2 separate regions of the Mus musculus genome follow, and region 2 is linked to region 1. Evidence: chromatin loops called from intact Hi-C (ENCODE). Cell type or tissue: gastrocnemius. All regions are shown on one strand. Each heading gives the region's core, and the rest is flanking DNA. Links, peaks and the distances in the headings are about the cores only.

What was found. Hi-C counts contacts between places; a loop is a spot of excess contacts. Peaks named below come from ENCODE experiments on the same cell type or tissue, not always from the same donor. Only the 100,000 strongest peaks of a DNase experiment are listed, where the experiment ranks them.
Region 2: a loop joins it to region 1, with 2.0 times the contacts of the local background. A loop is called at or near these places in 3 of 42 quality-filtered maps.

The regions. Positions count from the first base shown.
Region 1 is chr11:52,084,263-52,089,644 of GRCm38, forward strand. Cdkl3 (cyclin-dependent kinase-like 3) reads left to right here. Exons shown (of 14, transcript NM_001166654.1): 14 at 109-405. Among named protein-coding and RNA genes, the nearest start is that of Ppp2ca, 12 kb to the right of the region's middle. In gastrocnemius, for the core only: no CTCF peak of the experiment used is centred there; a DNase peak (open chromatin) is centred at 2,502; H3K4me3 peaks cover 1,096 bases; H3K27ac peaks cover 3,356 bases.
Region 2 is chr11:52,018,242-52,023,623 of GRCm38, forward strand. It overlaps Cdkl3 (cyclin-dependent kinase-like 3), which reads left to right. Exons shown (of 14, transcript NM_001166654.1): 4 at 36-214; 5 at 1,489-1,601; 6 at 4,497-4,636. Among named protein-coding and RNA genes, the nearest start is that of Cdkl3, 17 kb to the left of the region's middle. In gastrocnemius, for the core only: a CTCF peak has its summit at 2,881; no DNase peak of the experiment used is centred there.

The sequences.
Region 1 (5,382 bases), core at 196-5,195:
GATGTGGGCACAGTTCATACCAAGGTTTAGCTCAGTCAGCCCCCCAGTTGTCCAGAGTGCAGCGTGCACAGCTGGGAGATGTCCCTAACTTTCTGTACTCTCCTCCAGCAGGTTTCCACTGTTTGCAACATCTTTCCTGTTTGGTACAAGAGAAGCAACCTCAACTGGCCATCCTGACCTCCCACTGGGTCAACCCCCACACTCTGCAGAGATCTTGCTTCTCTAAAGGTAGAGTCCGACCCATCCCACTTGAAAGGGCTCATGACTTCCACCCACTAGAGCACAGGGAGATCGCTGACACTGGGAGTTCTGAGATTTGGTCAGAGAAAACAGTACAGCCTCCAGCTGGTCAGCTGAAAATCTTTGATCCCAGATCCCATTAAATAAAACAGAGTCTGACTTTTCAAACCACTCAGCTGTTGGAAAACTAAGCCATAGAGAGTGGTCGTGTCAGGGCACTGGCAGCCCTTGTTTGGGGGTCATCAAGCCTCAAGTGCTGATAGATCTCAGATGTGACATCATTGCAGGCTTAACTCTTCCCAAGGAAGCCCCAAATAAACACGGAACAGGAGAAGCCATCCCTACAGTGCTGCGTGTGAATTCCTGCCCATAGACTCCAGTGTGCACAATAAACTGGTAGTTATTTTATACCAGTAGGTTGGAGCAGTCTGTTACATAGCTATCAAAGTAAAAGCCCTATTGTCTTCAGTACTACCAGAAAGTGCACAGTAAGGACGAGAAACGAACAAGCATGGTGCCTCACGCCACTGATCCCAGGACTCAGGCGGAGGCAAGAAGTTTATTCATGAGTTTGAGGCCACCTTGGGACACAGAGTAAGACAGTCTCAAAAAGGAAAACAACAACAACAAATACATACAGATGAGTAAAGGCAAGGGTGGCAGAGACTGTTACAAAATAAAAATTAAAAAAGCTATAAACTGAAAGTTAGTAAAACTATGAATAAAAACTAGAAATTCATACAACCTCCTGCTCATTGCTTGGCTTTGGCAATGAGATACATCAGTGAACGAAAGTGACATTATTATGTTTCTACATTTATATAGTTGGTTGGTATTGGGGTGTGGAGGTCAGAGGCCTCTCCTTCCATCCTGAGTTCCTCTGCTTGGCAGCAAGTGTCCACAAGGTATGCCCTTCTATGGGCCTAATTTTTTGTTTTTGTTTTGTTTTATATTTATTTGTTTGAGACAAATCTGGTCTAGAACTTGTTGTATATAGCAGAGGATGGCCTTGAACTCCTAATCCCCTTGCCTCTACCTCCAAAGTGCTGCAATTACAGGCCTATACCACTCTACCTGTTCAGATGCCATTGTTTTGCTCCAAGTCAGACCAAACTATTGCAAGAAGTCAGTGCAGTACAAGGAACACCAGGGGAGCTCGACCTCTGACCCTAGGTGACATTATTGCATCACTGTTTTTTCAGCCTCAGTGCAGTAATTATTGGAATCTGTATTTCCTATATTATATGTATATATAAAGCACACAAAGATAAAAGGACTCTAATTTGTTTTAAAACAGAGATGTGGGAGGGTTGGGTATGAGTGGAATGAGATTGACATGTGTCGATAACTGCTGAAACCCAACAGTGGCTCATAGTGTGGATCTCATTACCATCTGTACTCTATGCCCTTGGACTCCCATAAGAGAAGTGGGAGGACTCACTCTTTGCTACCCCTCTCTTCCAGACCTGGGTTTGTGCTAACTGGTACCTACTTCATAGATCTGAACACGCCCCTTCTGCCAGCCCGAGGCTCCCTGATACCCCCTACTCTAGTATGGAGGCTTTCTCATATGGAAGCAGACTAGCAGAGGAAAACGTGTTCTTGGCTAGTGCTCAATATACTCCTCAAATTAGCATAAGTTTTGGTGGCTAGAAATCCCCTAGGACAGAAATGTCTTCCTTGGCAGCGCCTATTGAGTGCTAGGAATACCGGGGCCATCAGCAAATGTTTGCATTTGATTAAGAAATCTAAACTGAACAAAGTGGCTCACGCCTGTAAATCCTAGCACTAGGGTGGTAGAGGCTGGAGGGTCAGGGGAGTGGGTGTGAGTAGCTGTCATTTCAGGGTTAATCCCCCAGTTTGCTTTGAATGTTAAACAGTGTTTAGTTTTCGGTCTTGAAATACATCTGTCAGCAGAAAGATAGACAAATGGGCTGCGTGTTGCTATGCAGAAGACGCGCTTTGGAAGATTCTCCTTTTGCCTGTGGATCCTTTCTCCCCTAAAGAAAGCTATTAACTCATGCTGCAGCCGGCTGCTCTTGCTTGGTTTTGGCTATGTCACCGAGCCCAAAATAGAAAGTTCTTTTACTGCAGAGCAAAGCAGGAGGTTTAAATTTGTCAATTCAAGAACAAAGGGTAGCATTATGCTGGCTTTTCTAGGAGAGTGAGTAGAGAGAGAGAATGCCTGTTTCACTAGGAGTGATCTGACACTGGCAGGGGCTGGGACCAGGAGACAATCTTCCACTGTGGTCAGCTGGGCACAGTTCCCACCCTGCTCCCCTCGAAGCCTCCCCTGACAACATCACTTCTTTCAGGACAAGGGGAAGCAGCTGAGCCACTGTGAAATGGGTTCCAGAAGTCACTGGCGCTATCAGACTGGGAACAATTCTCAGAACCACAAACCTGTTCCCAGCTTTGAGAGGAAATCAGTACCTGGCCACAGAGCCGGAGAGGGTTACCTTTTGTTGGTGAGATGATCAAAATGGCTTCCATGATCCTTTTGTGAGGAAGAGTGTGAGAAAGTGTATATCCTCTTACTGGAGGAGGTGCAAACTGCTCTCTCTGTCTGAGAGTGGCCCAACAACCTGACTGTCAGGCCAGAGAAACATGAACACCGGAGGAGAGCATCTCAAGGGTTGAGTCTAGAGCTAGTGCAAGTGCAGGAGATGTGGTGATATCACAGACGTGCAAAGCCATGGATATGGTGTTTGTTCACTCATGGGAGCACGAGGGGAGGATGAACCTTGGTGCCTTTATGATTTGGATCACCTTGGATCCATCAACAGGAATAACCTGGAGCCGTGTGTAGTGATATGGACGGACTTTAGTCAGTTCATGATAACCACAGAAAAAGTCCTCAACGGTTAAACAAAATCAGTCTTTAGGAATATGTGTAGGGGCTGGGATGGCAGTCAGCCAAGGGCACTGACTGCTCTCCCAGAGCTCATCCAGGGTGCAGATCCCAGCACATATATGGCAACTCACAACCATCTGTACTCCAAGATCTGACACTCTCGCACAGACATACATGCAGGCAAAACATCAATGCACATAAAATAAAGGTAAATAAATAAAAATTTTAAAATAATATAGAAACAATGAAACCACATAAAAATTAAAGCAAGGAAATGAAACTCTAGGGTCAGTAGGAGAGGGAGATGACAGGCTATGGTTAAAGATTGGTTACTGATTACATTATTAAATTAATAAATGTATTACCTAAGTCAACAAGATCTGGACCATCCGCTTGCCAACCATGAGAATGTGTTATGAGTCAAGGATTATGGTGCAATTCTGCATAACTAATATTAGCAAAGCAACAGCAGGGCAGAGATGTTCCACTCCCAAGTATCTGTCTTGAAGAGATAGTGCCAAAGACACAAACTTATGAGCAAGGACATTTGTCACTGTATACAGAAATCAAAATAGGAAACAATTTAAGGGCCAATGTAATGCATTATGAATTATATAAATATCAACATGTTAGAAAACTAGGTAGTAGCTGGAATTATGATTGTCACACTGTAACCAAGTACACAAGGAAGTCCATGATCCATGAAATGAATAAATGACCCATTAATGTAGCAGGTTCTACAATATGAACTCAACTTTCAACTTCCCAAGTATATAGACAAATGCATATACTGGGAAGGGGGCCACAGTGGCACATCCCTGTCATTCCGGCACTGAGAGGCTGAGATGGGACCATTACATGTTTGAGGTAAGCCTGGTCTATATAGAGAAACCCCACTTTAAAACAAGGAAAAACCCAAACAGACAAATAAATAAAAACTAGAAAAAAAAAGACACTACTCTGTGTGTGTGTGCGTGTGTGTGTGTGTGTGTGTGTGTGTGTGTATGTGTGTGTGTGTGTTTGCATATGCAATGTGTGTTTGGTGTATGTGTATGGGTTTTTTTTGAGACTTTGTCTCAAAATAATGTGAATAACAGCTTATGTAGATGGAGTACCAGCTACATGCTAAGAGCTTCACATGGAGCTTTATTTAATGCATATACGTGTTTCCCTGTGTGCGCGTATTCACGCGCACCCATGCAGGTGCCCTTAGAGTCCAAATCTCCTGGAGCTAGACTTGCAGTCAATTTGTGCTGTCTTGTACAGGTTCTGGGAAGAGCAGTATATGCTTTTAGCCCCTGAGTCATCTCTCTAGCCTAGGCCATTTGTTTATTTATTAGTTGTAACTTTGGCTGTCCTGGGACTCATAATATAGTCAGGCTGTCCTCAAAAATCCCAGCGATCTACCTTCCTCGTGCTGGGATTAGAGGAGTTCACCACTATACCCAGCCAGGCCATTTATTTACAAAGTAGCCTAACTCCGTGAGGATGGTGCTGCAGAGGAACTGTTGAAATTTATAAATTAAATAACCTTCAGAACATAGAGATCATTTTTTTAAAGTGCCGTGAACATGGCTTATAGGGGCTTTCAAAGTATAGGTCTGCTAGGATTCAGTCTCCAAGATCCAAAAATGGCTACATCACAGAGTGGTCTCTGTGAGAACAGAGCTGAGAGCTAAGCAGCCTTATGGGGAACCTGAAGCCCGCACAAAAATCCCTAGGGTGTCTGAGAGTACACACAAGGCAGCTAACCAGCAAAAGCAGGAAGGACAGACGTGAGAGGTCAGAACACTCCTGCCTCTGGAGGGGTCTGATGAGCCCGTGAGGAAAAGGGTTAGGCTTGGAGGGCTAAGATGTTTTATTCACGGTTTGGCCAGCTCTGACTCCCACCAACTGTTGAAGGACTGGCTTCCAAAGTCTTCAGACGAGAGGAGGAGGGTGGTACAGCCACGAGACAGAGCCAAGGGGCGTAGCTGCGGTCTCTTCTCATCTCTCATGCTTTAAATATAAGCTCTGATGTGATCGAGGCACCGGAGATAAAATGCCTTTCTCAAACTAAGCAGGCAGGATCTGGTGTCCACTTTGGACAACATAGTGGAAAATGAACTTGGGGGCAGAGGGGAGGGGCTGGGAATGTCTTGGCCTCAGTACTTGCACACAAGGGTTGAGAAATTTGACACCTTAACATTGTAAACAAATGTAGACATGGTTTCCTGTGTTCTCTCCAACCAGTGAGAAGAGACTAGGTGTGACTTAAGAGAGAATGCATTTTTAACAGTTCTTTTCTT
Region 2 (5,382 bases), core at 78-5,077, 66 kb before region 1:
AATATACCACATTTTATTTTGTTTTGTTTTTAAAGATTATCCATCGAGATATAAAGCCTGAGAATATTTTAGTCTCCCAGTCAGGAATTACGAAGCTGTGTGATTTTGGGTTTGCGAGGACACTAGCAGCTCCTGGAGACGTTTACACAGACTACGTGGCCACACGCTGGTACAGAGCTCCAGAGCTGGTGTTGAAAGACACCTCCTACGGAAAGTATGTATACTCTGAGAACCCGTCTGGCTTATCCCAAGTGTGTCATTCTCCCTCCACTGTTGACACTCTGCCCTCTGTGTCTGGCTCCGGTCAAAGAAAAGGGACACCTTTAAAGGTACCAGAAGCCCCTGTGGGCACCTGTGCTGCCACACCTGTGGTGCCAGCGGCTGCAGCTGCTGGAGGCGGATGCTCATTCATGTCTTACACCGGATCCATGCTTGCCTTACTCCCTGCTGTCACTCGGTGGTTGTTCTGCTCCTGTGTTCTACCAAGATTAAATGATCTTATATTTTGTTTATTTATGTGTGTGTGTGTGTGGGGGGGCTGCTCGAGGCGTGAGTGTGGAGGTTAAGAACAACTTGCAGAAATCAGTTCTTTCCAACTCTGTGTGTCCCTGAGATCCAACTCAGGTTGTCGGACTCAGTGGCAGGTGTCTTTACCTGCTGAGCCATCGTGTTGGCCTCTCCAAAGACTCTGGAATAATTTACTATAATTCTGTGTTGAAATAGCATCTGCTGGGGCTAGAGAGATGGCTCAGCAGTTAAGAGCATTGACTGCTCTTCCAGAGGTCCTAAGTTCAATTCTCAGCAACCATATGGTGGCTCACAACCATCTGTAATGGGATCCCTAATGTCCGCTTTTGATGTATCTGAAGACAGTGACAGTGAACTCACATATATAAAATAAATAAATATGTAATAAAAGAAGAAATATACCAAGTTTCCTGTTTGTTGGGGAAAGTGACACCTTCTTTATAAAGACTGAAAGTAACGATTTTTTAAAATTGTGCTGTTCTAGATTGCTCATAAAGAGTCATTCTCACAATGAACAACTACTCTACAGTGAAAATATGTAAATAATACCACTTAAACATTATCCCTTCTAGACCCCTGGTTTTGAGATTGTCTTACTGTTTAGCTGTGTCTGGCCTGGAAGTCAATATGTAGACCAAGCTGGCCTCAAAAAAACCTCAGAGAATACCTGTTTCTGTCTAGCTGGTGCTGGGATTAAAAGTGTGCACCATGCTCTCGGGGTTCCCGCTTTTGGGGAATAACACATATATTGGGTCATTTTCTTACACTTATACACTTTGATCATGTTCATCTGCCCTTAGTTTCCCCTCTTCCCCACTTTTGCTGGCAAACAACCTTATTCTTTAGCTTTGACCTTTCATAAAATGTTTTTAGACTACTTATCATACGTATTTGTGTTTGTCAGTGTGCCTGACAAAGTAATTTCCTCTGTGTTTTTGTTTATTTGCTTGTTTTTTCCAGGCCAGTGGACATCTGGGCTTTGGGCTGTATGATCATTGAAATGGCCACTGGCCATCCCTTCCTTCCTAGCAGTTCCGATTTGGATTTGCTCCACAAGATTGTTTTAAAAGTAGGTAGGTATTCCTGCAGTCCTCTGCCACATGTCTAAGCAGCCACTGCAGATGAGTTGTGCTTGATATCCATGCTCAGTGAATGAGCACGAAGGAAGGATCTTGTCTAGACAGGTGATGGCAGATGGATGCCCGTGCTGATGAAGGTGGTAGAAAGTTCTGTTTTGACGATAGTATTTTCTTTGCAGGAACTCAATGCCACGTTAATTGTTGATGCTAAGAAAAGTAGTACAGGGTATGTGCCACTGAGTTAAATCTGTAACTGCAGTACCACAGGCTTTCTAAAAGCTGCTGTCTTAGAGCTAAAAGTTGCCCTCTACTTATACTTCTATTCAAGGACTTTTTTTTCCCCTAAAAGAAACTTCAGTACATCTTTTATTAACAGATTCCAGTATCATGAACACAAAAAAATAATTTAGGAAGAGGGCTATCCCAGGAGTTTGTAATATTCCATACATAAGAGGCCCAGAGACACCAGAAAGCAATGCAGTATCCCCATTAGTTACTAAATGTCCTGAAATTCTACTTCCTTTTTAGTTTCCATTAATTATTCACTTTACATCCTGATTGCAGTCCTCCCCCACTCTTCTCCTTGGAGAAGGGGAAGCCCCCCCCCCCCCCAGGTACCACCCAACCCTGGGATATCAAGTCACAGCAGGACTAAGTGCATCCTCTCGCACTGAGGCTTAACCAGGCATTCCAGCTAGAGGAAGGGACTCCAATGGGGGTGGAGGACGGAGTCAGAGACAGCTCCTGTTCCAGTTGTTAGGGGACCCATGTGAAGACCAAGCTGCACATTTGCTATAAGCTACGCATAAAGACTTTTTTTTTCATAAGGACTTTTAATAATAAAGTTGCCGTTTGAAACTATTAGAGGCCAGGCAGTGGTGGCACAAACCCGTAAGTAATCCCAGCACTGGGGAGGCAGAGGCAGGCGGATTTCTGAGTTCGAGACCAGCCTGGTCTACAGAGTGAGTTCCAGGACAGCCAGGGCTACACAGAGAAACCCTGTCTCGAAAAAAAAAAAAAAAAAAAAAAAAGTACTCAAATAACTCTCCTCTCCCTCCTCTTCCCCCTCCTCCTCTCCCTCCTTTTCCCCTTCCTTTTCCTTCTCCTCTTCCTCTTCCTCCTCTTCTCCCTCCTCTTCCCCTTCCCTTTCCTTCTCCTCTTCCTCTTCCTCCTCTTCTCCCTCTTCTTCCTCCTCCTCCCTCTCCTCCTTTTTGGTTTTTCAATACAATCAAGATAATTCCCCAGTGCATACCCAGAGGCCTGCCTCCCAGTGGTTGACAATTAACACTGAATACCACAACTACCTAAACATTTTGGTGGTTAGCCTTGTGAATGGTATTTCAATCTGCAGGAGGGGCTTGAGGAGCCCCAAGTGTACTGGGGAAACTTTTCATAAGTGTGTAATTGCAGAATTCTGATGAAGTGGGTGCTGTGAACAGTCATTAAAGCAGTAAAGCCCAGATTAGCTCTGATTGAAGATGACCTAAGGGTTGCACTCTATGTGCCTTTCTTTCATGTTTATCCTAACTTACTTGGAAGGACATGTTGTCTGCATACCACAAGTGTGCCTGCCAGAAGACAGTGTCAAAGCACTGGAGTTACAGATGGTTGTGAGCCATCATGTGAGTGCTGTGAGTTGAACCTGGGTCCTCTGCAAGAATTGCAAGTGCTCTTAACCTGTGAGCCATCTCTCCAGCCCTTTATGTGCCTTTTTAAAGTCCTGTTCTGAGCCTGTGTTGAAAGAGAGCTTACAACTGATGACATTAACCCTGTCATTTTTCAGAGGAAACCAAGCCATAAAGCAATGAGGAGACACATTCAATGGCACAGCATTAGCTGTGGTGAAAGGTGCTAGAGCCGTGTCACCCGTGTGCACAGTTCTTTGCACTCTGGCTCTTCTCTGGTCTCTTCTTCTGTTCCCGCCATTCTTTTTTTTTTTTTTTTTTTTTTTTTTTTTTTTTGGGTTTTTCGAGACAGGGTTTCTCTGTATAGCCCTGGCTGTCCTGGAACTCACTTTGTAGACCAGGCTGGCCTCGAACTCAGAAATCCGCCTGCTTCTGCCTCCCGAGTGCTGGGATTAAAGGCATGTGCCACCACCCCCGGCTTGTACCCGCCATTCTTAGCCTGTGGGTCATGACCCCTTCGGGGGTTGCATATCAGATATTCCATGTATCAGAAATCAGCAAAATTAGGGTTATGAAGCAGCAAGGAAATAGTTATTGTTGGGGGTCACCACAACATGAGGAACTGTATTAAAGAGTCACAGTGTTAGGATGGTTCTAAATTACTTTACTGTTGTAGCTGTTTTGATTAAGGTTTTGGTCTGGAAAACTGATGGCTACTTGACAATTAAATCATTAAGATACCAATAAAGAAATGTGTTAATAGTCCCAGAACTTGGGAGGCAGAGGCAGGTAGATCTCTGAATTTGAGGTCAGCCTGGTATACTGCAAGTTCCAAGACATCCAGGGCCACATAGAGAAACCCTGTCTCAGCCCCCCTCAAAGAGTCAAATTTTAGTATTTTTGCTGGTAATTATATATTATGTCCTAGAGTCTGGGGGGAGGGAGGGGCGGGGCGGGACCATATGGTTGTGTGTATTTGCTGCCTGTCAGCAGCTCCTGGAGGAAACCTCAGGTTTTAAGAGTTACTAATTTTTAATGGAGCCAGACATTGAACCTAGGGCTTCCCACTTGCTAGACAAGTACTCTACAGCAGGGCTGTGTTCTTAGCCTAGAATCTCTAGTTTTATGACATAGTTAGATATTTTATTTCAATTGTAAGGTAAAAACTAGCGCTCTTCCTTGTCTCCACAGTGATAACAGAGCTAACCACATGGGATTTTGTCTGAGAACAACTTTGTGATTCAGATATTTGTTCTCATTTCAGGCAACCTGACCCCGCACCTGCACAATATCTTTTCCAAGAGTCCCATCTTTGCTGGGGTGGTTCTTCCTCAAGTTCAACACCCAAAAACCGCAAGAAAGAAATACCCCAAGCTCAATGGATTGCTGGCAGATATAGTTCATGTACGTGAAGACATTAAGGCTGGCTGAGAATTTGCAGAAATCATAATGCCATGGGGTCTCTTCTTCTCTTTGGTGTTAGAGATGGAACCCACGGTTGGGCAAGCATTACCGCTGAGCCTCATTCCTAGCAATAATACAGTTTAAAAATGTTACTTGGAGAGATTCCAGAAAGACCCCTAAAGTGATGTTAACCTGTTACAAATTATTGGAAATTAATAGAGAGAAATTAAGATTTAAGATACTGTGGGATAAACTGGGAACACTTGAAAGACTTTCTGTGTTTCCTTCCCAACACTTTTGCCATCTGGTCTACCAGGTTGACCTTTGTCCTGTATCATCCTAACTTTCTATGGCATCTGTTGGCAGCTGTTATTTGAATGTACCAAAATTCACCTTAAGTTGGAAAACATTTAGTGAGAGGTGTTGTGTGTGTGTGTTTTGGTTTGTGTGTTGTGTAAGTATAATACTTGATAATATGAGTGTGTGTGCACATAGGTGCATCTTGCATACATGTGTTTCTAGAAGCCAGAAGCCTATGTCAGTTGTCTTTACTTGAATTTCTCATGTTTTGTTGTTTTTTTAGGCAGAACCTCTTTCTGTGATATAGCTCCGTGATATAGTACATGGTGAATAGGCACAAGGTCCTGGGTTCAGTTGGGGAGGGAGATAGAGGGGACAAGATCGGGAGAGCTCCCTTTCAGTGAGCCTTAATCTCCTGGCCAGTGAACTTCATCCACCTGTCTCCT